Linked DNA regions of Homo sapiens: all the other regions are linked to region 1. The links are chromatin loops, found by intact Hi-C in ENCODE. Cell type or tissue: OCI-LY7. All regions are shown on one strand.

Region 1 (4,000 bases):
TGGAGGGCTTACCGCCTTCAGATCCTCTTTGCTTCTTTCTCTCCCCTAAGTCCCCGTCATTAAAGCAGCCTCTCCAGGCTCTATTTTTAATTTCTCTCCCTACAAACAGCTCATTCGTCTTCTCTCTCTCATCGCTCACTCTCCAATTCTCCAGCTCCTTCTCCTCTTCTCCCTCTTCCTTTGTTCTTCTTCCTCCTTGGGCTCACATTTCTCCTCCCTCTTCTTCAAATCGGAGGTTCTCACATTTAGTCTCATCAGCAAAACATGGGCCTGGAGCCAAGCAAAAAAAGAAAGAAAGAATTCTTTTATTCCTTTGGTAAGCCAGGGATATGTGGATGCTTACATTTTCTCTGTCCCTCTCCACGATCATCATCATTGTCATCGTCATCATTGTTGTCATAATGGTGCCTACTATGCACTGAGGCCATCCCCAGCATTCTCCCCAAATCTCACATTGAGCATGCCTGTGTCCATTTTACAGATAAGTAAACTGAGGCTCAGAGAGGTGGAATAGCCCACCTGAGTTCACTCAGCAGGACGATGGCTGAGCACAATTTAGAAGCTGGTCAGGAAAACGTGCACCCTTTGGCAGCCCTGCTACAAAAGCCTGCTCTTCTCCTCCTCCCACCCTCCCTTCCTGCCCTGTTTAAGCTTCTGCTGCCAGTGCTCAGGGCAGGAGAGAAGCAGGGATAAAGATGCCATTCAGACAAATTGGAGCCAACGGGGGCAGGTGTTGGGGGGGGCACAAGTGGGAGGGGAGAAGGAACATGTCTGCTGCCCTGGCAGCCAGTCCCTGCCTTTCCACTCCCTCAATCCCCTTGGAACTTCTGGATTCTCAGCTCTTGGCTTCCGCAAACCAAAAACTGATCCACTTGGCCTCATGGGGCTGGGCTCGCTCTCCCCGTCATCTAATTTCCTTCCCTGACAGCATTTGGAGGTAAGCGTGGCTGTTTCCTCCCTTTAATAGCTGAGGAAATGGGGGATCAGAGAGGGTGAGTGACTTGTCCGAGGTCACCCAGCCTGTGAGCAACAAAGGCAGGGGTCAAAGCCTGTTCTCTTTGATGCCAAGGCTCCAGTTCTTGACTTTTAATGCCACCCCTTCCCTTTCTCGACTACCTCTAACTCCTTCGTGGGACCTTACATTTACTGCACAGCTGGTGAGGGGCTGAGTCAGGCCTGGAAGTCAGAGCCAATCCCCTCTTGCGGCCACAGATTCGGGCCACATTCCCCAGAGCTCTGAGCATCCAGGAGGAAGGTTCAAAGCTCTTCTCTGAAGGGTGAGTCTCCATCCCTCACACTGCAGAAACCTCTGAGTACTAAAGAATTCAGCATCTGGGGGAGCAAAATCCCCCCATTCAGTCACTCCCTAACCCAGGAAGCACATCCAGCCCCTCTTGCCACGCTGCCTGACCCAGGAAACACATCCAGCCCCTCTTGCCACACTCCTTGACCCACGAAGCACAACCAGCCCCGCTGCCACACTCCCTGACCCGGGAAGCACATCCAGCCCCTTGTGCCATGACTCTTCTTGCTCCAAGTCCTTGGCATCCATCAGGGTCTCTGGCAAATGTACCAGGCATTGGGGACCTCAAGAGGTCATTGGTTCCATCCCCTTGCCTCCATTTTTGGAGCCTAAGAAAGAGACTCTAAAATGAACCTCAGCACCCAAGGTCAGGGTCTAATCTGCCACCCATGTGCCCACACCCTTTTCTGCACACACTCACATATGTACATATTTGCACATATGTGCACACACAGATGCACAGATAGACATCTGCACATGCTCCTGTCTACACTTGCTCACACCTGCACTCACCTATTCTGCACTGCTCACATGTATTCATGTTTGCACATAAATGAACACACACATGCACACACACCTGCATGTCCCATGCACATCTTTTCATGCACATTTGCACACGAGCCAGAAACAGGTTTTCTGAGACATGGCTGTGTGCTCACACACACGTTTGCACAGCTTGCGTGTGCACACGAGTGAGTATCCTGCCAAGATACAGGCAGGAGGGTATGTCCAGTTGTACCTTCCCTTCCCTGGGTGGGGCAGCCTGGCCTCTCCTGGGGCTTCCCGGAGCCTGGCCTTTGGCAAAAGCCCCACCTGGTGGACACTCGGTGTATACGCCAAGCCTGGGCGCCCTTGGGACCTGAATGAGGGCTCTGGGCAGCCCCCAACCTGACTGGTGATAACTGAGGGAGCCCAAAGCTAGACTTGGGGGCACCCCTACCCACTTAAAGCTTCCTTCTCTCCTCCTATCTTTTCCTTTCCCCAAGCAGCAATTTCCTTGCCCAAGACAAAAAAGAGGATCAGATCCAGAGGCAGGGGTTTGAGTCGCTGCTCTGTCACTCGCTGGCTTCTCCCAGGCCCCATCCACCGAGCTGTAAAATGGGTGTAAAGTTCTCAAACAGATATTCAGAGGAAGGAGATAACACCAGAACGCAAAGCAATTGCTATGTATCTCAGGACAGAGCCTAGGACGAGTCTGAAGTCAGACCCAAGCCCAAATGAGGATGCAAACCCCAGCTGTGCCTCTTCCTTGGTGTGTGACCCTGGGTGAGTCACTCCACCTGCCTGAACCTGTTTCTTCAGCTGTAAAGTGGGTCAAAACCCCCAAAAGGGTGGTTGGAAGAAACCATCAACATCGTGGAAGCGAAGTCTGTTTCCCTCCTCCTTCCTCCCAAACCAAACACAAGAATGCTTAGGGACTGCAAGAAGCAGGTCTGGAATCACAGCAACCAGGTTTGAACTCTGATTTGAATCCTACCTCTGCCACTTTGTAGTTGTGACCTTGGGCAAGTTGCTTTACCTCTCTCCAACTCCTGGCCTCAAGCCATCCTCCCCGCTGAGCCTTTCAAAGTGCTGGATTCAGGCATGAGCCACTCCACCTGGCCATCACTCCACCTTTATGAACCTCAGTTTCCCAGTCTGGTTAATGGGGACCTCCTAGTGTTGTGACAATAAGACAATGCATGCGAAGAGCCTGGCAACCACAGGTGCCCCCTGAATGCAGGCTGCATGATCAGCATCGATGTTTGGGGGAAATGAGTGATACTTGGAGGCCTGGGTGGAGCTGACCCTTAGGAGCCCAATATAATACTTACATCATTCAAATCAATTATAATTAATCACTATGTGCTAGGCACTGATCTAAGCACCAAGAATTAATTCATATAACTTCATAACGACCCCACAGGTAGGCACTTTTATTACTATTTTTGAGACAGGTCTCACTCTGTTGCCTAGGCTAGAGTGCACTGGTACAATCACAGCTCACTGCAGCCTCGAACTCCTGGGCTCAAGCGATCCTCCCGTCTCAGCCTCCTGAGCAGCCAAGACTATAGGTATGTGTGCCACCATATCCAGCTAATTTTTTTTTTTTTAAGAGATGGAGTCTCACTATGTTGCCCAGGCTGGTCTCAAACTCCCTGGCTCAAGCGATCCTCCCACCTGGGCCTCTCAAAGTGCTAGGATTACACGTAGGAGCTACCACACCCAGCCAGCACTTTTATTATTATCCCCATTTTACAGATGAGGACACTGAAGGCACAGAGGGGAAGTAACTTGTCCAGGGTCATGGAGCTAGACAGTGAATTAAAATCCAGACAGGCTAACTCCAGAGCCCTCTGGATTTCTCCCTTTTCCTACTCCCACCGAGCTGTCATAACTGCTTGGACCTCCCAGCCTCCCCCAGGTCTAGAAGCTTCTCTAGGAGCTGAAGTCTGTTTTAGAGGGCAAGTCCTCCACCACAAGAAGCCCCAGCAGGCCTACACTTCCTTCCAATCTCCAGGGGCCACATGGCCACATAAGCATCATGTGTCTCCTGGGGACTATGGAATTAAGATAATCTCAGGGAAGTAATAAACATGATGGAAATGATGCTCATGAAAGAGCATCTGCTAATCCTGGGAGCCCGTGTCAGAAAACTTGCATCTGCTAGATGTTGCTAAGTAGTGTGAAGGTTGGGGGAAACCTGGCTGGTGGGGC
Region 2 (4,000 bases), 66 kb before region 1:
CAGTCCCAGCACTTTGGGAGGCCAAGGCGGGTGGATTTAATCAGTTATGTTAAGATGAGAGCATATCGGATTAGGGTGGGCCCTAAATCTAGCGACCCTTGTCCTTATAAGAAGAGACAGGTGCAAAGATAAGACAGTCATGTGGTGATGGAGGCAAGATCCTAGTGATGCGGCCACAAGCCAGGGAATACCAGGCAGGGCCGGCAGCCACCAGAAGCTGGGGGAGGTGAGGAAGGACCCTCCCCTGGAGTCTGGAGAGGGAGCACAGCCCTGCAGACACCTTGATCTTGGACTTCTGGCCTCCAGAACCACGAGAGGACAAACTTCTACTATTTTAAGTCCCCTTTAGTTGGTGGTAATTTGTTACAAGTGTCCTCAGAAAGGAACACAGCGTTCTTCTATAAAAAGTGCACAGAACCCCAGGTGACAATTATCTGGGCTTTGGGAAGGTTCCAGGCTGGGTGGGGTGAAAAACTGAAGTGGGCCCCATCAGTTGGGCAACTGGGATGAGGTGGCCCAATCCTGCACCCCTCGATGGCCTGATCTCTGTTCTTAGGGGTCTGTACAGGGAGGAGTGAACGCTGCCCGGTTGCACTTGACCTCCGCCAGCAGCAACCCCAGCTGTGTCTCCTCCGGGCCTTTGTGAAAAGGGCACGGCTGAGTCGGGAAATACACCCTGGCAGCTTTGGGGCTGCGGATCTGACTTCCCTCCGCAAACAGGAACAATGAGGCCAACCTCCTGGGGCCAAGTCCAAGACTGTCTTTTATCCAGTCCATGGTGCCCGCTCACCTGGCCCTGGCTGGAGTGGGAACACTGACTCCTTCAGCCACCTTTTGGGTGAGTCCAGTGAGTGACCCCTTACATGGATGTGCACACGGATGTGCAAACTGAGGCTGAGAGTGACTGAATTCCTGGCTCAAGGTCCCATGTAGTGAGGACACGGCGCAGCCGGGCACAGACTCACTCTGTCAGATTTCACTCCCCCGTGGCCTTAACCCAGAAGATCAAGGAGAAGCACACAGGGAGCCTCGGCACACAGTAGGTGCTCCATCAATGCTGGCTTGTGCTTGCTTAGAACCTGCTGTTTGGTGATGGCATTGTTTCTCAGTGCCTCTCCTGAGATGAGAAGGAGACCTCAAACTGGTTTTTACAATTAAAAAAAAAACAGAGAGAGTGAGAAGTAGCATCTCTGTTCAGCTGATGGGTTGGTGGCACATTTGAAAAACCACCGGACAAAATGATGGAGCTTGTATCTCTAACATGAGGGGCCTCTTGGTGAGGTTTGGGATTTTTTGCAGTTCACTGCAAGGTGTGGGCTCAGGGAGGATATCATTTGACCCTCACCCAGAAAAAGGATGCCGAGAGATGGGGAGGTGGAAATCACCTCTGTTTTACAGAGACCAAAGAATAGTGTAGTAAAGGGATCGCAGGCCGGGCGCAGTGGCTCACACCTGTAATCTCAACATTTTGGGAGGCTGAGGCAGGTGGATCACTTGAGGCCAGGAGGTTGAGATCAGCCTGGCCAACATGGTGAAACCCCATCTCTACTAAAAATACAAAAAATTAGCCAGGTGTGGTGGCGCCTGCCTGTAATCCCAGCTACTCAGGAGGCTGAGGCAGGAGAATCGCTTGAACCCAGGAGGCGGAGGTTGCAGTGAACCGAGATCATGCCACTGCACTCCAGAGCGAGAGACTCCATTTCAAAACAAAAAAGAGGTAAAGGGATTGCCCCTTTCGGGCCAGCCCAGAACCCAAGACAGAAACCTCGCTCACCTGAGATGCTCCCTCATCTGGCCCCACGGAGAGCTCTGTCAATTCAGCACTGACAAATGTCCCTAGCTGGTCACTCCTATCCAAGCCCATTCCCACAACTCTGCTCCAGGACCGGGGATCAGATCACTCATCAAGATGCTGCAGCTGCCTCCTCCCTGGCCTCCCTGCCTCCACTTGGAGCTCACCTCTGCTCCCCTCCACTGCACATGATGGCCAGAGGCACCTTCCTCACATTAAGCCCACCTGCATCACTCCTCTGCCCCAAAACCTCCATGGCTCCCATCACCCTCAAAATGTAGTCCAAACTCCTTATCTGCCCATGAGCCCCCTGAAAGGCCACCAGCCTGCTTTGTGATGTTTTAACTGAAGAGGAGACCTAGGGCCACAGTGACTAGGTTCTGCTTTTTGCCTGCTTAATGCTCAAGCATGAATGCTCTGGTTACAGTTCCCCAAAAGCACCTGCACTCTCTGACCTCTGAGCCTTTGTACTTGCTGTTCCCTCTCTCTGGAATGCCTTTCCCTCTACTTCCTCCCATTAACCTAGGAATGCCCAGCCATCTTTCAGCTCTCAGCTTCGATGCTGCCTCCTGCAGAGGGCTTTCCAGGCCCTCTGGATGGCCGCTGTTGCAACACATACTGCCCTGCTCAGAAAACCAACAGCCTAGCAGAACTTGGGTCCAGGAGAGCACTGTAGGGCCTGGAGGGGTAACATCAGGGTGGATAATTCAGGTGGAGGCTTTGCTCCTCTCAGCTCAGAGCCCTGGGCCTCAGAGCAGACAGACCAGGGTTCCAAATTACAGGCTTCAGATGCTGCTAGCATTTTTTGTCCCCTACAGTGTGTTATCAAACATATTTTCTATTTAATCCCCATTACTCCCCCCATTTCTCAGATGGGGAAACTGAGGCTTGAAGAGAAATCAGTTGCTTAAGGCCACAGTTTGGTGATCTACAGAGCCAAGACTCAATCCCAGCGCTGCTGGACTTGGCCTCCAGGGCCTGTGCCCTTGATCACTGTCACAGGGCAGAAGATGCTCTGAGAACAGGAACTGCACAGGACAAAGCAAACTGACCGTGATCATTACCACAGGATGCTGGAGCTAGGGAGAACTGCATCTCCACTTGGAATATCCTGCAGGTCCCTTCGCCCCGTGCCTCAGTCTCCTCACCTGTAAAATGTCATAATACCACCCAACACTGCACACCACCGCCCCTGGATAAGGCAAACCTAGTGGAGTGGGGAGGGGGTCGTAACTCCTGAGGGGTCAGCAGCTCACTCAGGAGCAGGCAGGTGGGAAACCCAAGATGACTCTCCACCGCCTCTCCCCACTGCAGAGCTGTCAGCCTCGTCAGACGGGGGTACCATGGCACCCAGCTGCCCGGTCGGACATCTCATGTCCATGCACGACAGGTGAGCTTCATAGCTCAGCTCATTGTCCAAACCTGAGGCGCTCAGAGTTGCACGTCTAGAGGAAAGAACTAAGGGCTCAGGGCCTGACACTCCCAGGTCTGCGTCCTGTCTCTACCATTTGCCAGCTGTCTGTCTTCAGACAAGTCCCTTAAGCTCTCTGAGCCTTTTCCTTCTCTGAAAAATGGTGACATCATCTCCATCTACTCCACAGGGCTCCTATGAAGACTAGAGTTAAAGCGTCACATCGTAGGGATTCAGTCCGCTGCTATGAAGACTCCAGTTAATGCGTCACATCGTAGGGATTCAGCCCGCTGCATTTTGAATAATTAATGCAGTGGTTTCAGTCCTTTACTTTTTTTTTTAATTGAACTTTTTATTTTGAGATAATTGCTGATTCACATGCAGAAAGAATACAGAGAGGCTGGGCGTGGTAGCTCCCATGCCTGCAATCCTAGTGCTTCGGGAGGCTGAGAAGGGAGGATTTCTTGAGGTCAGAAGTTTGGAAAAGAACACAGGGAGATCTCTTGCCCCCTTCACCCAATTTCCCCCAAGGGTCACATTTTACAACACTGACAGCAGGACCAGGATACTGACATTGACACAGTCAAGGTACAGAGCATTTCATCACCCCCAGGCCTTCGTGCTGCCCTTTGATAAGCACACATATTTTCCTCCCTGACCCCATTCCCACTCCATTCCCTGTTCCCCAACCTTGTCTTTTCGGGAATGCTAAGTAAGTGGAATCCTTCAGTAAGTAATCCCTTTTGAAATAGTCTTTTTTCCCTCAGCACGATTCCTTCAAGCTGTATCCACATCAT
Region 3 (4,000 bases), 130 kb after region 1:
CTTGGCTTCACACTGGTATCACCTGGGAACTTTAAAAATATTTGCTGCCCAACTCCACCCTCAGTGATTCAGAGTCTTAATTGGCCTGGGGCGCAGCCTGGGCATCTGGGAGTTCTCATTAAAGCCTCCCAGGTGATTGTGACGTGCAGCTGGACTGAGGATCACTGTTCTAGGGTATTTCCTTCCCTGATTCCTGCCTCTCCCTCAGAGATCTTAGCTTGCAAAGGTGAACTGGACCCTGGGTGAACCAGCCCCATTCCCACTGGTGAACTCTGCACGCACCATCCCGGATAATGATCTCAAGGGGTCGGCCCTATTCACACCCCTATTTTACAGGTGAGAAAACTGAGGCTCTGAGGCATACAGCCAGGAGAAGGAAGCCAGGAATTGAGCTCAGTCTCTCAACCAGCACATCAGGTGGCTTCCTCCACCCGGCTACTAGAATGTTTAGTTCCCAGGGCTGCAAATTTCCCATATGACAAGAGCGGCCCTTTCTAAAGATGCATTAGGCCAGGCATGGTGGCTCACGCCTATAATCCCAGCACACTAGGAGGCTAAGGTGGGAGAGTCACTTGAGCCTGGGAGGTTGAGGCTGCAGTGAGCTGTGATCCCACCACTGCACTCCAGCCTGGGCGACAGAGCAAGACTCTGTCTCAAAAAATAAATAAATTATAATAAAAGTGCATTTAAGAAAATCACAATTTTAAAAAAATCACAGGATTCATTTTTTAAAAGTCAATGTTCAGCTTGATGTGGTGGTTATAATACATGTCTAGCTCCTAAAATATTCCAGGTACTTTACACACATCATCTGAACTCAGCCTCATAATCGGCCTAGTTTTCAGATGAGGAATGTTGAGGCCAGAGAAGAAAAGTGAATTCAGGTTTAGCTTCCCTGTACCAAGCTCATCCAAAGGCTTGACCTTGAGCTCAACTCTTCACTTTGGCAATTATTTAGTAACAAAGTGAGGGTGACTTACCAGTTTTTCTGGCTCACATGATAACAACAACAATAATAATAGCTACAATGTACAGCTCTCTGCATTACAGTGTGCCAAATGTATACATGTGTGATTTTATTCAACCTTCACAGCCCTAAGAAGTAGGTATGATTATTATCCCCATTTTACAGATGTGGAAACTGAGGCTCAGAGAGGTTGAGTCACTACCTCAACGTCACAGAGCTAGGAAGTGACTTTTCTGCAAGTCATAGCCAGGCTCCCAGAGCTTGGTTGCTTAATTCCTATGCAAAACCCTCCCATGATGGATGTGGTCCCACCACTTCTCCCAAAGGGAAGGAGATGATGAAATAAAGGGTTTCAAGAATAGAGCAGGTGGAAGTGATCTTTAGCAGGGGGTAGGAAACATCTGTGAGTCTATTGCTATCAAGACTGATTCTGGCCAGGCACAGTGACTCACGCCTATAATCCCAGCACTTTGGGAGGCCAAGGCGGGCGGATCACCTAAGGTCAGGAGTTGGAGACTAGCCTTGCCAACATGGTAAAACCCCGTCTCTACTAACAATACAAAAAATTAACCGGGTATGGTGGCACGTGCCTGTAATCCCAGCTACTCGGGAGGCTGAGGCAGGAGAATCGCATGAACCCGGGAGGTGGAGGTTGCAGTGAACCGAGATCGTGCCACTGCATTCCAGCCTGGGCGACAGAGCGAGACTCCGTCTCAAAATTAATTAATTAATTAATTAAAATTAAAAAATAAATTAAAAATTAAAGTTATCTCGGCATGGTGGTGTGCACCTGTAATCCCAGCTACTCGGGGGCGGAGGCAGGAGAATCGCTTGAACCCGGGAGGTGGACGTTGCAGTGAGCGGAGATCGCGCCACTGCACTCCAGCCTGGGCAACAGAGTAAGACTCCGTCTAAACAAACAAAGAAACAAACAAAAACAATTATCCTGCTTAGAGTATCTGCATTTGAAAAGAAGCCCCTCAAAGTCATGCTAAAGCCAAAGTAACAAAAAGCTAGCGGTGGGGCTTCAGGCAGAGGCGAGGGAGATGTTTGGCTTTGCCTGATCAGCCTGTTCCAAACGCCAAGATGTAGAGGGGCGCCAGTCTCAACCTCAACAAGAGTCTGGATTCTGGGTGGCCCCGAGTGAAGGACGTGGGCCCCAGGCATCTGCCCAGCTTGGGGAGGGTCTCCGTGGACCTGGACCCTGCCTGGAACCCTGTTATTCCCCATACCCAGATATCCGGGAGATGCCGCTCTGAGCACCTCAATGGGCAGCATGTGCTTTGCTGCCATCCAGTGGCCTAGAGGAGAATAACACCCTGGCGGCCATCCCTGTCTCCCAGGTGCGCGTCAGACAAAAAAAGCAGAAAACAGCCGCAAAGAAGGGAAGGGAAATGACTCCGGAGGGCAGTTGCCAGGTCTTTGTCAGACATATGCTATCCACTCTTTCCTTATACCTCAGTAACAAAACTCTGATTGTATTTAGGGTGGCAATGTGACCAACTAAAAGTTACATTTCCAAACCTCTCTTGCAATAGGGGTGGCCAATGAAGTTTAAATACAGAAGTCATTGGCTGAGACTTCTGGGAAGGCACTTTTAAGCTGTCTGACTCTGCTAGTGAGGATTTTTGTTGTTGTTGTTGCAGCTCCCACTTTCTTCCTATCTGGAATGTATATGCAACGGCTGGATCTATGGCAGCTACGATGCAACCATGAGGTGCCCTTGGAATATAAGTCACCCACTAAGGATGGCAAAACAGAAAGACGGAGCCCAGGTCACTGATGACATCATAAAGGTGCCATACCAGCCCTGAAGTGCCTATTTCCAGACTTATTTCCTTTTTTTTTTTTTTTTTGAGACAGGGTCTCACTGTGTTGCCCAGTGCAGTGACACGATCTCGGCTCACTGCAACCTCCACCTCCCAGGCTTAAGCAATTCTCCTGCCTCAGACTCCCAAGTAGCTGGGATTACAGGTGTGCGCCACTACCACCTGGCTAATTTTTGTATTATTAGTAGAGATGGGGTTTCACCAGGGTGGCAGACTTATTTCTTAAAGTAAATAAACTTGTATCTTGCTTAAGCCACTATTATTTGGAGTCCCTATTATTAGCAGCTGAATAAAGCTCAAAACGTATACAATATCCCAGCTCCTTGATGTTGGTCAAGTGACTTAACTTCCGTGAACCTTAGCCTCTGCATCTGTAAAACGACGAGATCAACAGCACCTGCCACCAGGATTCAATGAAAGTGCAAGCCAAGCTCTTAGCCCGGCGCCTCGTACATGGTAATTACTCCAGAAGTGTGTGTATTTGCTATTACTGATTGAGAACAGGGCACAGGCAGGACAAGGGGAAGAAAGAGGGAAAGAGGCAGAGATCCATGTGGAAGGAGCCCATCAGGGATGAAATTGCAGGCCCAAGAGCCCGGGCTGGACTCCCTGAAAAGGGGGGTGGGGGCTTTAGAATGGAAGAAGGGACAGAATTCCACAATGACATTGTAGCAGAGGCTGCCCGGGACAAAACGTCAGGACATGTCTGGATGTGATCCAGGCCAGCCTGAGTCATGGGGCAGACCTCTTACTGCTCCTGAGAAGCAGCTGACAGATGCCCGACGGACAGACAGACAGAAGCTCCCGTCAGACACAGAGACAGACAACAGAAGCTCCCGCATCCCTCCCTCCCGATCCTGTTCTCACCTCCAGCTGTCTCAGGACAGAGTGGTTGTCATCGTGGGACAATTTCTGCTGGGATCGCAAGAGGATGATCTCGTCCTGCTCGGGAGAGAACAAGACCATGAGGAAAAGTGGGCTCTTCCCTCCCCACTGCTCCCAAAAATAAGTGTGCGCCTCAAAGAGTCGATGAGGATTTCAATGATCCGTTTCAAAGAGCCCCAAACACCTGGGCCCCTCTTAGGCCCGTGGGGTTATTATTTTTTTTTCTTCTGATGTTTCTTAAGTAAAAGGAGGGTGAGAGCATGAAAGGGGGTGGGAGGGGTGAGTCATCCTTTCTTTCTTTATCTTTTTTTTTTGAGAT
Region 4 (4,000 bases), 150 kb before region 1:
GGGTTCCTTCCAGAATCTTCCATGGATTAGTTCATTTAATCCTGCCCACAGCCCCATGACATGGGCACTGTGGTTATCCTTATGTAATAGAAGAGGAAACTGAGGCTTCAAGAGGTAAAAGTCACTTGCTTAAGGTTACAAAGATGGCAGGTAGGGAAGTCAGGACTGGAGCCTGAGTCTCCCCGATCCCCAAGCTCATTAGGAAGATATTCCTCACACTGGGCATGGTGGCTCACACCTGTAATCTCAGCACTTTTGGGAGGCCAAGGCATGAGGATTGCTCGAGGCCAGGAGTTCAAGACCAGCCTGGGCAATATAGTGAGACCCTGTTTCTACAAAATTAAAAAAAAAATTAGGTGTGGTGCACACCTGTGTTCCCAGGTACTCAAGAGGCTGAGGCAGGAGGATTGCTTAAGCCCAGGAGTTTGAGGATGCAGTGAGCTGTGATCGCATCACTGTATTGCAGCCTGGGCAACAGAGTGAAACAACTCTGTCTCTCAAAAAAAAAAAAAAAAAAAAAAAAAGAAGAAGAAGAAGAAGAGACTCCTCAAACCCCATCAGTTCTCCCCCCAATCTAGGGAAAAGCACCCACTGCCTTCCCGCCCCTGCCACCTAATGCCTTGATTTAGAGACAGAGGTAGGAGATCTGGACCCAACATTCAAGACCTAAGTTCAACAGTTCAGCCGTCTCTCATGTTAAAGACACAAAAACATGTACAATAAGCTGCCCAGATCCCCGCTTACTTTTTTTTTTTAAACAAAAACATTGCAACCGGCGGTGAAAAAGACATTGTCTTGAACATACACTTTAACTGATGTCTCCGACCATTCAGTAACATGGATAAAAGAAAACTTGCTTTATTAATAGGCCCTCATGCTAATTAGCACAATTTATTGCCAGGGAGGCAGTCCCTACCTTCTGCAAATGTTATGAGTGTAGACAAAAAAACTTTTGTTGAGAACCCAACACGATATTGCCGCGTGACCAAGCCTGCCACAAAGAGATGGGAAAAGCACACAGCTTAGAGAGGCCACTCAAAGGCATGGGGTGCTGCTCTATAAATTTATGATGTCACTTGACCATTTCCCAGTAATCAGAAAGCCCCAAATTTAAATGTCGGCTGGTTTCTGCCCATAAATATGTGTTTCTCACCACTTTGAGGAAGGTTCCCTAATGACTATGAAGCTTTGTGGAAAAGTGTAAAAAAAAAAAAAAAAAAAAGGTGTGGGTGGGGAGGGGGTTGGTAAAAAAAACCTTAAATGTTTAATATTCAATAAATGTGTCAATTTTACATACAGAGGCAAATGGGTCTTTACTGAGGAATTGGTAAATTTCCTCGGAGAAAAGTAAGTGCATTTTAGCCTTCAAGGAGTCCCAGATGAATAGAAATGGAATGTGATTTGTGATAAAACTCAGCTGCTCTATAAAAGACGTTAAATAAATGTTGCTGTTTCACCAGGGATGTACAAAATTGATTGCATTATAGACTGATTCTAAGATGCTGCATCCCTGTACGGCCCCCTCTTCTGTGTGTGGGGGGGAGCTGCTTCCAGAGACAATTTAGACTGCATGGTGACTCCTCTTCCTCATGCTGTAGCAGAATTTTCTGGAATTGTAAGATTTCCTCTTTATATTTTGATTTCAGTTGAACCACAGGAAACTGCTGCTATTTGGCCATTTTTGACTTCTTCAAAACTGCAATTTCTTCTCTATCTGCTTAATATTTCCGGTGGCCTGATCATCATCCTGGGGAAGGCTGCTGATACCTCCAAAGAGAATTGTGGTTGCTGTCTAGGGTTCACGGGTGGTGATGTCCCTGTTCCCTTTGTCTGGTCACCAGAGGGCACCCCAGTCTGTAGAGGGAATCTTGCTTTTCCTTCAGCCCACCTTGGGGAGCTTGGGAGTATCCCGTGCCCTTTCTGAATCTCAGTTTTCCCCCTCTGCAAAATGGGCACAACTCCACCTTTCCTGCAGGGTATTTGGAAAACTGGATGTGGTAACCATTGCAGGTAAACTGTCCCGTGCTTTTGGCCAGCTAGTATAAGGTATTGTGTATCCAACTAGGGGCTGCATGTGACTCACATATGACACACACAGCCCTACCCTCAAGGAACTGCTAATGTCACGTCAACATAGGACAACTTCTTCAAGTGAGAAATTAGGGTTCACAGATTGAAGGGTGGAACCAAACTGATCAGGAAAACTTCCTGGAAAGCAGGAGCGTGGACTCATTCAGACACGTCCCGTGCCTCTCCATGCCTGCTGTCATCAGCCTGGTCTGGTCACTGCCAATTCCTGCCTGGATGCTTGCAGGGGCCTCCCTGGCTCCATGCAATTCTCTGCCATCTCACTTCCACCCTGGCAGCCAGACAGGGCATTTCAAGATGTAAACTGGATGTTGATACTTCCCTGCTTAAAACCTCCCCGGACTCCCCATTCCATTTCAGATCAAATCTGAACTCTCCAGCCCAGTCTGCAAGGCCTGTGTGGTCAGGGCCCTGCCTGCTTCTCTACAGCATTTCCTCCCACAGTCCTTGTGCTTTGCTCCACCCTCTGGCCCTTCATTTGGTTCCTGGAAACTGCCAAGCCCAAACCAGCCCCAGGACCTTTGTACGTGCAGTTTCCGCTACCTGAATGCCCTCTCCTCCCAATTCTTTGCCCAGTTCAGTGGTTCCCAAAGTCTCTGGCCCAGCAGGATCAGTGTCACCTGGGATCTTGTTAGAAATGCAAATTCTTGGACGGGCTCCAGACCTACTGAATCAGAAACTCTGAGGGTAGAGCCTGGCGATTTTTTTCAAGGAAATTTCAGGTGATTTAAATGCATGCTCAAGTCTGAAAATCAATGGCCTAACTCAGGCCTACCCCTCAGCCAAGTTGCAGCTTAAACATTACTTCCAGCAGACCAACACCCCAACATGAGGCCAGTTTCCTGCTGTCGTGAGCCCCTGCTGCTGCCTCCTCACCTCTATGAAGCACTATGGCAACTGTGATGTCATCAGGAACTATTTCAAGTCTGTGCCTCTTCATAGCTAGACTAAAAGCTCCAGGAGGGCAGGTACCCCTGTGCGCCCAGCACCTCATCGTGCCTAGAAGAGAGTAGGTGCCCCGGAACTATATGTTGCATGAGCACATGAATGAATGCTCAAATGAACAAATGAATGAGTTCTGGAAGAATGACAGTGTTCATAAAGAAAGTGCCCCCTGGCATCCTATTTTCCATCCACCAGCCCACAGATCAACCCTGTCCCCGTCCCCATTTGACTTTCTGAGTATCACCCTGGTCAAGTCAGGAGCCAATCACAGCAATGTATGGGAATGACCATCAAATTAGAACAACAAGAACATCAACCAAAGAACCAGCCAAGGGGAGACTCCCACGCAGTAGATGCCCAGCTCAGGGTCTAAGCCTGAACATCCCTCAAGAAGAACAACAAACCTCTCTCTCCCTGACAGCAACTGGCTGTGCAGACAGCTTCCAGATAAAAACCTAGAGACCAAAAATTTGCAGGCAAGAAGTCTGCCCATCAGCTTGGAAGATTCCAGTCCCGCACTCACCCAAGTCTTCTGGCTGAGAGGCTGAGGCTGCCTCGAACTAAGCCCCGAGTTTATTGGAAGCTTCTCGATGCTGCACGGCAGTTTGCTCAGCTCTTGGAGCTAAAGCTGGAAGGGAAATCATTTCTTTTCCTATAACTCAGAGCAGTTATATTCTCTTAGTGTGGACATCTGGCTCACTGCTGATCTCCTTACTTACGTTTTCCAAACGATATCAGTTCTGGGAAGATCAATTATTACTGAAAAGTCGAGAAACGTTCACTGGTTATTTGCATTGATTTGGTTGACAAGACACAGACTCCTTTTAAACTACAGATGTCCATGGAAGGGACAGAGAGGAGAAAAACACAAGAACCCCAGACAGCTCGAGGTTCGGAGCCTCCACCCAGCTGCAGGAACTGCACAGAGTGGAAAGCGCTGGCTGGGATGGGGACACTGAACCACCCT
Region 5 (4,000 bases), 290 kb before region 1:
CATGAGTGTTTTTTTTCTTTTTTTCTTTTTTGGAGACAGGGTCTTGGTATGTTGCCCAGGCTAGTCTCAAACTCCTGGGTTTAAGCGATCTTCCTGCCTCAGCCTCTCAAGTAGTTGGGACTACATGCATTTGCCACTATGCCCAGCTAAATTTTTTCTTTTTTTTTGAGACCGAGTCTTGCTCTGTTGCCCAGGCTGGAGTGCAATGGCGCGATCTCGGCTCACTGCAACCTCTGCTTTCCAGGTTCAAGTGGTTCTCCTGCCTCAGCCTCCTGAGTAGCTGGGATTACAGGTTCCTACTACCATGCCTGGCTAATTTTTGTATTTTTAGTAGAGATGGGGTTTTGCCATGTGGTCCAGGCTGGTCTCCAACTCCTGACCTCAAGTGATCCATCTGTCTTGGCCTTCCAAAGTGTTGGGATTATACAGGCGTGAGCCACTGTGCCCGGCCCCATTTTTTCTTATCATTAAAAGTTCTACCTTTAAGGGCTGCACATGCTGCTAAAGGGATATTATCTGCTTTACTTACCAGATCCCCCACTGCTGGACACTTAGGTTGTTTTGTTTCCAGTTTGTCACTCTTATGAACAATGATGGAACAGCTTATATATAAACCCCTGTCCCCATTCTGGACATTTCCTTCCAATCCCAGAAGTAGAACTCGTGATTGAGCAGTTAGTCACATTCATTTCCTCCCTGGCAGCGGCTCATGTGCCCACTGCTTAGCATTCATTTTTTTTGCCAGGGGTATGGGGCAATAACCTTTGTATTTTTCCTCTTGCTGAACTCCTAGACCCTGAATATAAGACTACTGGCTGGCCCATGGAGAGCAAACGTTTTCCTCTGCTGCGATGCTGTCTTTGACATTGCCCTGGTGCCTGCTTCCGACCCCCAGGAGAAAGTGCTGTATAAAGAGGTGAGAGACCTGGGGTTTCCCTCTGTCTCTGTGTAACTGAACTCATGTCTTCCCTCCCTAGCCTCAGTTGTCCTGTCGGTTTAGTGGGAGACTTTGGCTAGTTATTTCTTTTTCTATTATTTTTTTTTGAGACAGCATCTCACTCTCACCCAGGCTGGAGTGTAGTGATGAGATCTCGGCTCACTACAACCTCTGCCTCCTGGGCTCAGGTGATCCTCCTGCCTCAGCCTCTTGAGTAGCTGGGACCACAGGTGTGTGCCACCACACCTAGCTAATTTTTGTATTTTTAGAGGAGATGGGGTTTTTTTTTTTTTTTTTTTTTTTTTTTTTAGACTGAGTTTTGCTCTTGTTGCGCAGGCTGGAGTGTAGTGGTGTGATCTCCGCTTACTGCAACCTTTGCCTCCCAGGTTCAAGCAATTCTCCTGCCTCAGCCTCCAAATAGCTGGGATTACAGGCACCTACCACCATGCCCAGCCAATTTTTGTATTTTTAGCAGAGACGGGGTTTCACCATGTTGTCCAGGCTAGTCTCAAACTCCTGACCTCAGGTGATCTGCCCGCCTTGGCCTCGGCCTCCCAGAGGCCCAGATGAGAAGATGGTCTGGGCACGGTGGCTCACGCCTGTAATCCCAGCACTTTGGGAGCCGAGGCAGGTGGATCACGAGGTCAGGAGTTAGCTGCCACACCCAGCCCTGGCTAGTTATTTCTCATGGTTCTTTTCATCTCCATATCATGTCTCACCCATATCTGAAATCTGTGTCTAGACCACAGTAGGTGCTTAATAAATGTTTACTGCATAATTACATCCTTCTCTGTCTTGCATCTCTCTTGCTACTGGAACTGACCAAGAGGGAAATTAGGCTCAGGGGATTTTACAGGTGGGGCAGGGTAGCCGGGTAATCCCTTATCCCCTCACCCCTCCCGGGGACCAGGCAGGAGGGAGGGCCATTGATTGGGAAACATCTCGGCTCCTGGCGGCAACTGGAGGGATTCAGGACACCTGCTCGGAGCAGCCACCAGGGGGCAGCAGACACTGCAAAAATGGAAGAGGGCTTTGAAACCGGAGTCCAGGGTCTCAGTCAGTCTACGCTGTGCTGGGTGTGAGGATGGAACTCGGTCCCTGGCTGCAAGAAGCCCCCACAGCAGACGGAGGGACAGCCACACCAGCAGAGTCGTTTGTGACAGCGCAGAACTGCAACAGGGAGGTAATAATGATAATATTTGCTGTAATGATGGCTGATCTTTCAGGATTACACTGACCTCATTTGATCCTCACACAACCCTAAGAAAGGAAAACTAATACAGTCCCCATTTTTTTTTTTCTTTTTGAGATGGAGTTTTGCTTTTGTCACCCAGGCTGGAGTGCAGTGGTGTGATCTCGGCTCACTGTAAGCTCTGCCTCCTGTGGTCAAGAGATTCTCCTGCCTCAGCCTCCTGAGTAGCTGGGATTACAGGCGTGCGCCACCACGCCCAGCTAATTTTTTTGTATGTTTAGTAGAGACAGGGTTTCGCCATGTTGGGCAGGCTTGTCTCTAACTCCTGACCTCAGGTGATCCGCCCGCCTCGGCCTCCCACAGTCCCCATTTTAAAGATGAGAAGATGGGCGGGGCACGGTGGCTCACGCCTGTAATCCCAGCACTTTGGGAGGCCGAGGCAGGTGGATCACGAGGTCAGGAGTTCAAGAGCAGCCTGACCAACATGGTGAAACCCCATCTCTACTAAAAATACAAAAAAAAAAAAAATTAGCCAGGTGTGGTGGCGCGTGCGTGTAATCCCAGCTACTCAGGAGGCTGAGGCAGGAGAATTGCTTGAACCAAGGAGGTGGAGGTTGCAGTGAGCTGAGACTGCGCCACTGCACTCCAGCCTGGGTGACAGAGTGAGAATCTGTCTCAAACAAAGACGATGAAGGCACAAAGAGGCTAAGTAACTTGCCCAAGGTCACATAGCCAATAAACAGCAGAGCCAGAATTTGTGGCCAGTCCAGCTCCACTACACCAAGCAAACAGGTCACTGTGGTGGGGGTGGAGGGAAGCGGGTGCAGTGTCCAACCCATCTTCTTGCAGGAGGTGACTTCTGAGTTGAGTCATAGGTATGAGTAGGAGTTGGCCAGGTGAAAGGTGTCTGGGGTAAGGACAGCATCAGAGGCGCAGGGTGGAGTGCACGGCAGCTGGGCATGACTATGAACAGTTCATGTGACAGGCATGGAGGGGCCTGAAGACTGTAGGGCCTGTAGGCCTTGTCGAGTCTTGGGATATTTTTCTTTTTTTTTTTCTGACAGAGTCTTGCTTTGTCACCTAGGCTGGAGTGCAGTGGTGTGATCTCGGCTCACTGCAACCTCCGCCTCCCGGGTTCAAGCAATTCTCCTGCCTCAGCCTTCTAAGTAGCTGGGATTACAGGCACATATCACCATGCCCAGGTAATTTTGTATTTTTAGTAGAGATGGGGTTTTACCATGTTGGCCAGGCTGGTCTCGAACTCCTGATCTCAGGTGATCAGCCTGCCTTGGCTTCCCAAAGTGCTGGGATTACAGGCATGAGCCACTGCGCCTGGCCAAGGGTTGAGATTTTATGTTGAGAGCTGTGTGGAACCATGGCAGGGTTCTGAGCAGTGCCACAGCTACCCATGCGCTCTAGACAGGTCCCTCTGGCCTCTGGTGGTTCTGATCCACCTTGGATTCCCTCTGGGGTGGACAAAGGTAGACGAAGCCTCATCTCCTGTTCGCAGCTGGCCCCGGGGGCCTCAGGCTTTGCCTGCAGGGGTCACACTCACCGCCCTTCTGCGACTCGATCTCCTTCTTGGCCTGCTCTAGAATGCTCTTGATGGCGTCGTCTGAGCCTGTCTCAGGCGTGCGGATTCTCGGGGTGATGCTGCCTGGGGAGGCAAGAAGGCATCTGTGGCAGGATCTGCATGTTGGGCTCAGTCTCCGGAGCCTGGTGGGGTAGGGGGGCTGTCTCCTCCTCCCAGAAGAGTGAGGGTCAGACCATCAGTGAGATGGCAGGGCCACTGCTTAGTCTATGTAACAAACTGTGGGCCTGTGAGTGATTCTGGTGTGAAATAAGAATCATAATAACGAGGCCAGGCACAG
Region 6 (4,000 bases), 87 kb after region 1:
CTTTGCTCCAACATTCCCACTCTAGAAGCACATCCGAAGGAAATAATTGGATACTCAGACAGTGTAGAAATTTTACAAGAATGGTGGCTGCATCGCTATTTATAATTGGGAAGATCACCTAAATGCCCATTAGTGGGGGAATGGTTGAATAAATCCCGAACATCTGTGAGATGGAACATTCTACAACCGTTTCAGTAATGATGTGGATCAATATTTATTGACATGGAATGATTGCCTTGTTATATTATTAGGCAAATAAGTGGTTATGAAACCGTATGATGGTATGACCCCAATTTTTGTAAAAAAAATACATATAATATACACACACACGTATGTATGTGTGTATGCTTAAAAATAGAACACAAAAATATACACCACCATGTTACCAGTTATTTCTGGGTAGAGGGACAGGAAGTGATTTTTTTAATGTCTAATTTTCCCACAGTAAATGGATATTATTTTGCACTTTTTAAAACTAAAAACTAAATAACATGCTAGCACAGTCTCACCTCGGGGCCTCTGCCCTGGCACTTTCCTCTGCCTGAAATGCTTTTCTCCAAATATTCTCCACTTTCTTCATGTCTTTGTTCAAACGTCATTTTCTCCAGGAGGCTTCCTGACCGCTCGATTTAAAATTGTGTCTTGGCTGTGCACGGTGGCTCACGCTTGTAATCCAGCACTTTGAAAGGCCAAGGCGGGAGGATGGCTTGAGGCTGGGAGTTCAAGACCAGCCTGGGCAACAAAATGAGACATTATTTTAAAAAAGTTTTTTTTAAATACCTGGGCATGGTGGCACACATCTGTGGTCCCAGCTACTCGAAGGCTAAGGTGAGAGGATCGCTTGAGCCCAGGAGTTCCAGGCGGCAGTGAGCTATGATGGTGCCACTGCACTCCAGCCTGGGTGACAGAGAGAGACTCTGTCTCAATAAAGTATATTAAAAAAAAAAAAAAATTAGCCGAGTACCGTGGCTCACGCCTCTAATCCCAGCACTTTGGGAGGCCAAGGCGGGCGGATCACAAGGTCAAGAGACGAGACCGTCCTGGTCAACATGGTGAAACCCCGTCTCTACTAAAAATACAAAAATTAGCTGGGCGTGGCGGCGCGCACCTATAGACCCAGCTACTCGGGAGGCTGAGGCAGGAGAATCACTTGAACCTGGGAGGCAGAGGTTGCAGTGAGCCGAGATCGCACCACTGCACTCCAGCCTGGTGACAGACTGAAACTCCGTCTCAAAAAAAAAAAAAAAAAAAAAAAAATCGTGTTTATCTCTCTCTTTCTTCCTTTTTGTCTCTGTCTCTCTTCCCTCTTACCTTGTTCTATTTTCCTATTTTACTCCATAGAAGGTATCAACTTCTAACCTCCTAGGTCGTTTGCTTATTTATTACGTTTGTCATCTAAGACCTCCTGCCCACCGGCCCCCAGCAGGAAGGACTGCTCCAGGAAGGCAGGAATTGGAATTTGTGTCTGTTTTGTTCCCTGTTGACTCCCAGGGCTTAGAACAAGGCTTGGCACACAGTAGGAGCTCAGTAAATATTTGAGTAGTGAATGAATGAAATCTAAACAAGCAAATGGTTTTCCTTTATGAAGACTTTATTTCATCCTCACTCTTCTGATTTTCAGAAGCAGCAGCACGGATGAGACGGGTCTGGCAGGCTTGGCGGGGGACAGGTGGGAGGAAAGATGTTCCTCGCCCTCTCCAGATTCCGCGCCCTTGGTTCGCCAGCGGGAAGCCGTGGCTGCGCGGAGCCGAGGTAGCACCGCCCCCTGCTGGGCAGTTTGGAGAAATGCAGCGCGGACGCTCAGCGATTGGGCCAGATACATTTCAAACAAGTACACCTGGGAATTTGGAAAGGAACAGGATGGAAAGGTCATCGGGGGTGAGGCAGCCAGATGGATCTGCGGGAGGCCTTTTCAGAAAGGAAGAGGAGCCGAGAAAAAAAATGCAGCCCATTCTCTCAGCTGCAGGACCCGGATTCAAGCAGAGTCCGCGTCTCGCAATGAATGGGTTTCTCCTGTTGAGGCCAAGGCTGACCGTGATGGAAGCCAGGTGCAATTCAAGGCCAACTCCCAGGGATCTCTTTTTGGAATTTCTGGTTTCCCTAGGTTTCCTCGCAGGTTTTGTGGTGAGCATGTATCCTTTTATCAAACCCACCCCACAAAACCAGAATTTCAAAACAAGTTTTTACCCAGCCTTTTTAACAAATGTGCACATGCAGTTTCAGAAAGAGGAAATGTATTAGTGTATTAGTCCATTCTCACACTGCTATAAAGAACTACCTGAGACTGGGTAATTTATGAAGAAAAGAGGTTTTATGGACTCACCGTTCTGCAGGCTTAACCAGCAGTATGACTGGGAGACCTCAGGAAACTTACACTCATGGCGGAAGGCAAAGGGGAAACAAGCACCTTCTTCACATGGTGGCAGGAGAGACAGAGAGAGAAGTGAGGAGAGCTCTATCACGAGAATAGCAAGGGGGAGGGGGAGCTCCGCCCCCATGATACAATCACCTCCCACCAGGCCCTTCCCCCGACAAGTGGGGAATACAATTGGAGATGAAATTTGGGTGGGGACACAGCCAAACCCTATCAATTAGCCAAGTCAAGATTGTTCATTGACTCGACATTTTTACTGTGAATTTACTGTGTGCCAGCCACGGTTCTTGGTGCTGGGGCTACAGCAGCAAAACAGACAGACAAAAACCTCAGCCTTTATGGAGCCGATATTACAGTAAAAGAGACAAGTCCCTAACGCACAAATAAATGAAAATACCTGACTAAAAACTAAGGTAAGTGCCCTGAAAGAGAAAAACAAGGTGTTACCAAAAAAATTTTAAAAAGAGCAGACTTCAATTTTGGGAATCCACACCGAAGACATGAGATTTAATCTGAATTCCTCTCCCAGGAGCCAGGGGCAATCTACGGGGAGAAAGGAATAGCAAGAGAGAAGCTGGAAGTTTCCAGGCTTTCAGTCTTAATTCAGTATCCCCCAGAGAAGAATAACTTGTCCCTTTTAGTAGATGTTTGCTCTGTAGTAAAAGGACAGCATAGGAGTCTAGAATCAGAGTCCTGGGTTCAATTCCTGGCTCTGCCCCCTTCCTTAGTTTCTATTTCCTCTGTCCCTTAGAGTTATTATAAGGATTTAATGAGATAATAGAGATGTAGCTATGGACACAGCAGCTGGCAAATAGTCAATAAGTAGTCATCATTGTTTAAAGGCTCTGAGAAGATCTGCAACTGGGGAACCTGTTGAACTAGACTCTCTTGTTGGCTACAGAAAATTTTTTTTTTTTTTTTAGACAGAGACTCACTCTGTCGCGCAGGCTGGAGTGCAATGGCATCATCTCAGTTCACTGCAACCTCCGCCTCTCAGGTTCAAGAGCTTCTTCTGCCTCAGCCTCCCAAGTAGCTGGGATGACAGGCATGCGCCACCACACCCAGCTAATTTTTGTATTTTTAGTAGAGACAGAGTTTCACCATGTTGGGCAGGCTGGTTTCGAACTCCTGACCTCAAATGATTCGCCCACTTCTGCCTCCCAAAGTGCTGGGATTACAGGCGTGAGCCACCACGCCCAGCCTATAGAACCATTTTGTTGCAGGATATTGTGTGCTGTACCATATATATTGGGGAAATATTACTTCAGTTACTGGGGGTGTGGGTGGAGCAGACATTATTCATTGCCTACCCCAAGTCCATTTGCTGTCTTTTTTCTTGCTAATAGAACTCTGGTTATGTTCAGGATTAGGCCAAAGAACCTTGGATGTCAAAGCAGGTAGGTCAGACTTGGTCTAGATGTGGGCGCCTTACCTTGTTCTGGCCAGTGAGATGTATGAAAAGTCTCCTAGGGGCTTCCCCATGAAGATATTGTCCTCCATAAGAAGTAAAGAAACATTTGCACCTGACCCCACCCCCACTGCCACCACCCCCGCCCCAGCTTCTGCTTTGAACGTAGTGTCGTGAGGACAGGACACTTGGCTCTGCTGCCACCATCTTGGGACCAC
Region 7 (4,000 bases), 270 kb before region 1:
GGACTCAGGAAAACATTATTAGACGTGCTTCCTATTCCAAGTACTATAAGCTGGATTTTTTTTTTTTTTTTTTTGAGATAGGGTCTCACTCTGTTGTCCAGGCTGGAATGCAGTAGTGTGATCATAGCTCACTGCAGCCTCCATCTTCCTGGACTCAGGTGATCGTCCCACCTCAGCCTCCTGAGCAGCTGGGACTACAGGCGTACACCACCATGCCTGGATAGTTTTTAAATATTTTGTAGAGATGAGGTCTCCCTATGTTTCCCAGGCTGGTCTCAAACTCCTGGGCTCAAGTGATCATCCCACCTCGGCCTCCCAGAGTGTTGGGATTAGAGGCATGAGCTATTGTGTGCAGTCTTGCCTGTTCTTATAAAGTTTTATTGGAATACAGCCATGCTCATTCACTTACATATTGTCTATGCTTTCATGCTATAATGGCAAAGTTGAAAATCTGTGTCAGAGACTGTATGGATTGCACAGCTGAAAATATTTACTCTCTGACTCTTTATAGAAAGTTTGCCCTCCCCTGGGTTAGACGATGGTGCACCCTGCTGAGGAACACCACACAGCCGTAAAACAGAGGAGGAACTGCTTTCTATACTGATACGGAAGGAGCTCAAAGATATAGACGGGGAAAAGTAAGGTTCACAATGGTATGCATAGTATATTATCATTTTGTTTTTAAAAGGGGTGGCTGGGCACAGAGGCTCACACCTCTAATCCCAGTGCTTTGGGAGGCCCAGGAGGGTGGACTGCTTGAGCTCAAGAGTTTGAGATCAGCCTGGGCAACATGGCAAAACCGCATCTCTACAAAACATATGAAAATTAGCCGGATGTGGTGGTGCGTGCCTGTAGTCCCAGCTACTTGGGGGACTGAGGCAGGAGGATTGCTTGAGCCCCAGAGGTTGAGGCTGCAGTGAGCTGTGATCGCTGCAATGCACTCCAGACTGGATGACAAAGTGAGACCCTGCCTGTCTCAACAAAAAGAGGCCGCTGGTTAAAATAGATATATTCTGGGCAACATGGTGAAACCTCATCTCTACAAAAAAATACAAAAAATTAGCACGGCGTGGTGGCACACGCCTCTGTTCCCAGCTAACTGGCTACCTGGGAGGCTGAGGTGGGAGGATCACCTGAGCCGGGGAAGTCAAGGCTACAGTGAGCCATGATTGTGCCACTGCACTCCAGCCTGGGCGACAGAGTATGACCCTGTCCCCCTTGCCCCCCACAAAAAGATATATTCGTGGGCTTGTGAATGGATTGACCATCTCTGGAAGGAGAACCCAGGGGCTGGTGAGAGAGGCTGCTGCAGGGGAGGAGAACTCGGAGGAGAGCTGGACTTTCCTAGACAGGCCCTTGTGTAGCTTCTTGAGTTCTGAACTACATGAATGCATTACCTATTCAAAAAATCATTCTAAAAAGGCTATGTAGCCTATACAAAATGGGGCTTACTTAATGATCATTTCAGAAAAATATGCTGGACCTAAGCTCAGGGAAGCCACTGCGGTTACCACCACCACGGTAACCTAGCCCTGACTTTGGCCTTCCCGACCCTCCTAGGGGACACTGCTTCTATAGGGGTAGGGGCTCATAGAGTCTCAGCACTTCCAGCCCAGGCCTGCACCTTCTGGTGGCTTCCCAGGGACATAGAATCAGCCCTTTTATCCAAGTCTCCTCTGTAGGAGGGAGTGCCCCCACCCTGCGCCCAAAGAGCCACACCTCGGGCCTCTGCTCCTGCTGAGCCTTCTACCTGGCTGCCCTCCCTCAGGGGACAGCATCAGGACTCTGAAACCCAGCTTCAAAATGTCTTCCAAGAGGCCCCTTTTAACTGCCCCTGGGGAAAATGACCTCTCTCCCTGCCACAGTGCGGGCCCGCAGACCTCAGGGCGGGTGGGCATCTTCTCCCACCCCACAGGCAGGAAGATGAGCCAAGGGACAGAGGGCTCAAGGCCCTGCTGGCCTCTCCTGGCCATGTCTCTGGCTGGTGGCATTGCAGGGAGCTGGGGGACAGACATGGTGGGCACTCAAGACTCCGGGCTGGAGCCCCCTGGCTGTGGCTGCCCTTCTTTTAAAGTCCTGCCTGACTCTGCCCACCAGATGGCAGCACCTCTGAGCCGGAGGAAGGCAGGAGGCGGGAGCCCCACTTAGAATCCATGCCTAGATATGCTGTCATTTATTCTTTGGGTCTTAGCTCCACATCCCTTCCTCTAGGACGTCTTCCTGGACTCCCGCAGTCTGGGTCAGCGGCCCCTTCCTGCCTGTTGCTGCTTGGAGCACTCTATTTCCAAGTGTGTCTGTCTGCATTCCCTACCCCAACCCCCTACCCTGGGCCCACCCTGGGAGCTTGGGGAGGGCAGGGCCTGGGGCCCAGACTCCTCCTGGCTCCCTCACTTGGCATGCACAAGACCCACAGTTGAATAAATATTGATGAAGCTCAGTCCCTTCCTCCTCATCTGGCCCGAGACCCCCACCCCAGGCAGAGGGAGCCTCTGGCACCCACGGGTGGGAACTGCGCCTCCTCACCTGATTAGCTTTCTCCAGGTTGGTCATGATCAGGCCGACTTCATCTGCCCTGAGACACAAAGATGAGGCCCTGAGGAAGGGCTTCCGGCGGGCTCCAGGCCCCCGCCCCTCCTGACACCCCCAGCCCCTGCCTGAGCCCAGGGGAGGGCTGAAGGCCTTGCTACAGGAGAGAAATCGGGCTGGGGAGAAAAGAGCCTAGGCTTCGAGGAAAAGGGAGTAGGGCGTCAGCACTGCACCTCTTCAGGACAGCCTGGCCTCCCCTCTCCCCCAGGGGCCACTCTCTGAACTCCACCTCCAAGCCTTTGTCCTGGTAGTGCCTGGAATGCCCATCCTCAAGAGAACAGCCCCCGGCTTTAAAACCCTGATCACAGTGTTCTCCGGGGAGGCCGCCCTGCACTGTCCCCAGTGGTCACTTGTTTACTGCGCTGCCCAGCCCCCTGCAGGCTGCCAGCATGGAGGGGCTTGGGAGAGGCATCCCCTCTGTTAGCAGGGGGTGGGAGACGCGGGGGGCACGTGGGGAGCACTTTGTGACCCAAGGCCACACACATGCTTCATGCATGCTTAGGGCCTTCCTTGGCTCAAGCTGTTCCTGCTGCCTGGAGCACCCTTCCCTGCTTTCTTCACATGGCCTTCTCCTCATTCTGAAAGCCACCTCCTCCAGGGAGTTCTCCCTGACTACCCTGGATAAAGGACCTACCCCTGCTTGTCATTCTCTTTTCCCATCCCCAGTTCTTCCCTTTGTAGCATTTGCCATGTGCCAAGAACAGTGCTGGGCATACCGTAAGTGCTCAATATGTGTGAATGAACAAATGTATCACTGCACATCAGTTTTTGTCTCCTCTCCTTGACTGAGGACCGGGTCATGTTCTCATGTTTCCTCCAAGGACCCAGAACAGCACTGGATAAACAGCAGGTGCTCAATAAGTGTTTGCAGAATGAATGATTTCTTAAAGCCTAAAGAAACGCTTGAGTCCAGAGTAATTTAGGTGAATGCCTCTCAGCCCCTGAGGATTGGAGTGTGGAGCTGGGGAGCGGGGACAGTCCCAGGGGCCCAGAGCAAAGGGGGAGGCCCCCACCAAGCAGCCCCTCACTCAGCCCAGGTCCCAGGACATTATTTATGGCTGTGGTGTGTGAGTGGCACAGCAAATGACAGCTGTGTGCCTTTGGGGGTGAGGAGCAGAGGTGCTTAATGAAACGGGGGCCTCCAGCCGAGACTCAGAGGAAGGAGAAGAGTCAGAAAGAGGAGGCATGTCTGAGAGGTCAGAGGGAAGAGACATGTCTGGAGGGACAGAGGGAGGATGTAAGTCCTGGAGGATCAGAAGGAGGAGGCAAGTACTGGAGGGCCAGAGGGTGGAGGCGTGTCTGGGATGATCAGAGGGAGGAGGCGTGTTTGGGAGGGTCAGAGAGAGGAGGCGTGTCTGGGAGGGTCAGAGGGAGAAGGCCTGTCTGGGAGGGCCAGAGGGTGGAGGCATATCTG

What was found. Hi-C counts contacts between places; a loop is a spot of excess contacts. Peaks named below come from ENCODE experiments on the same cell type or tissue, not always from the same donor. Only the 100,000 strongest peaks of a DNase experiment are listed, where the experiment ranks them.
Region 2: a loop joins it to region 1, with 2.7 times the contacts of the local background. A loop is called at or near these places in 2 of 110 quality-filtered maps.
Region 3: a loop joins it to region 1, with 5 times the contacts of the local background. A loop is called at or near these places in 10 of 110 quality-filtered maps.
Region 4: it touches region 1 in a loop (12-fold over the local background); 29 of 110 quality-filtered maps call a loop at or near these places.
Region 5: a loop joins it to region 1, with 5 times the contacts of the local background. A loop is called at or near these places in 62 of 110 quality-filtered maps.
Region 6: it touches region 1 in a loop (2.8-fold over the local background); 7 of 110 quality-filtered maps call a loop at or near these places.
Region 7: it touches region 1 in a loop (13-fold over the local background); 64 of 110 quality-filtered maps call a loop at or near these places.

What each region holds. Positions count from the first base shown.
Region 1 is chr12:111,022,482-111,026,481 of GRCh38, reverse strand. It overlaps LOC105369981 (a long non-coding RNA gene), which reads left to right and starts at 784. Exons shown (of 3, transcript XR_945338.2): 1 at 784-937. In OCI-LY7, CTCF peaks have their summits at 1,898 and 2,115 (motif pointing left); a DNase peak (open chromatin) is centred at 2,101.
Region 2 is chr12:111,087,995-111,091,994 of GRCh38, reverse strand. All of the region lies in intron 1 of CUX2 (cut like homeobox 2), which reads right to left. Among named protein-coding and RNA genes, the nearest start is that of CUX2, 56 kb to the right of the region's middle. In OCI-LY7, no CTCF peak of the experiment used is centred here; a DNase peak (open chromatin) is centred at 2,184; H3K27ac peaks cover 1,167 bases.
Region 3 is chr12:110,892,814-110,896,813 of GRCh38, reverse strand. It overlaps CCDC63 (coiled-coil domain containing 63), which reads right to left. Exons shown (of 12, transcript NM_152591.3): 9 at 3,664-3,738. Among named protein-coding and RNA genes, the nearest start is that of MYL2, 26 kb to the left of the region's middle. In OCI-LY7, CTCF peaks have their summits at 2,044 and 2,262 (motif pointing left); a DNase peak (open chromatin) is centred at 2,263; H3K4me3 peaks cover 315 bases.
Region 4 is chr12:111,172,564-111,176,563 of GRCh38, reverse strand. The region is part of intron 1 of CUX2 (cut like homeobox 2); the gene reads right to left. Among named protein-coding and RNA genes, the nearest start is that of MIR6760, 130 kb to the left of the region's middle. In OCI-LY7, a CTCF peak has its summit at 1,841 (motif pointing right); a DNase peak (open chromatin) is centred at 1,823.
Region 5 is chr12:111,311,886-111,315,885 of GRCh38, reverse strand. It overlaps CUX2 (cut like homeobox 2), which reads right to left. Exons shown (of 22, transcript NM_015267.4): 16 at 3,685-3,786. It overlaps LOC105369983 (a long non-coding RNA gene), which reads left to right. Exons shown (of 4, transcript XR_945341.2): 2 at 794-916. Among named protein-coding and RNA genes, the nearest start is that of MIR6760, 9.7 kb to the right of the region's middle. In OCI-LY7, CTCF peaks have their summits at 1,722 and 1,930 (motif pointing right); a DNase peak (open chromatin) is centred at 1,935.
Region 6 is chr12:110,935,022-110,939,021 of GRCh38, reverse strand. VHRT (ventricular heart development associated lncRNA) reads right to left here and starts at 2,420. Exons shown (of 2, transcript NR_036513.1): 1 at 2,324-2,420; 2 at 1,574-1,837. RefSeq lists enhancers at 383-1,075, 1,770-2,463, 2,464-3,157 and a silencer at 1,563-1,857. In OCI-LY7, CTCF peaks have their summits at 1,567 and 1,768 (motif pointing left); a DNase peak (open chromatin) is centred at 1,741.
Region 7 is chr12:111,297,113-111,301,112 of GRCh38, reverse strand. CUX2 (cut like homeobox 2) reads right to left here. Exons shown (of 22, transcript NM_015267.4): 9 at 2,524-2,572. All of the region lies in intron 2 of LOC105369983 (a long non-coding RNA gene), which reads left to right. Among named protein-coding and RNA genes, the nearest start is that of MIR6760, 5.0 kb to the left of the region's middle. RefSeq lists an enhancer at 1,229-2,222. In OCI-LY7, CTCF peaks have their summits at 1,880 and 2,087 (motif pointing right); a DNase peak (open chromatin) is centred at 2,112.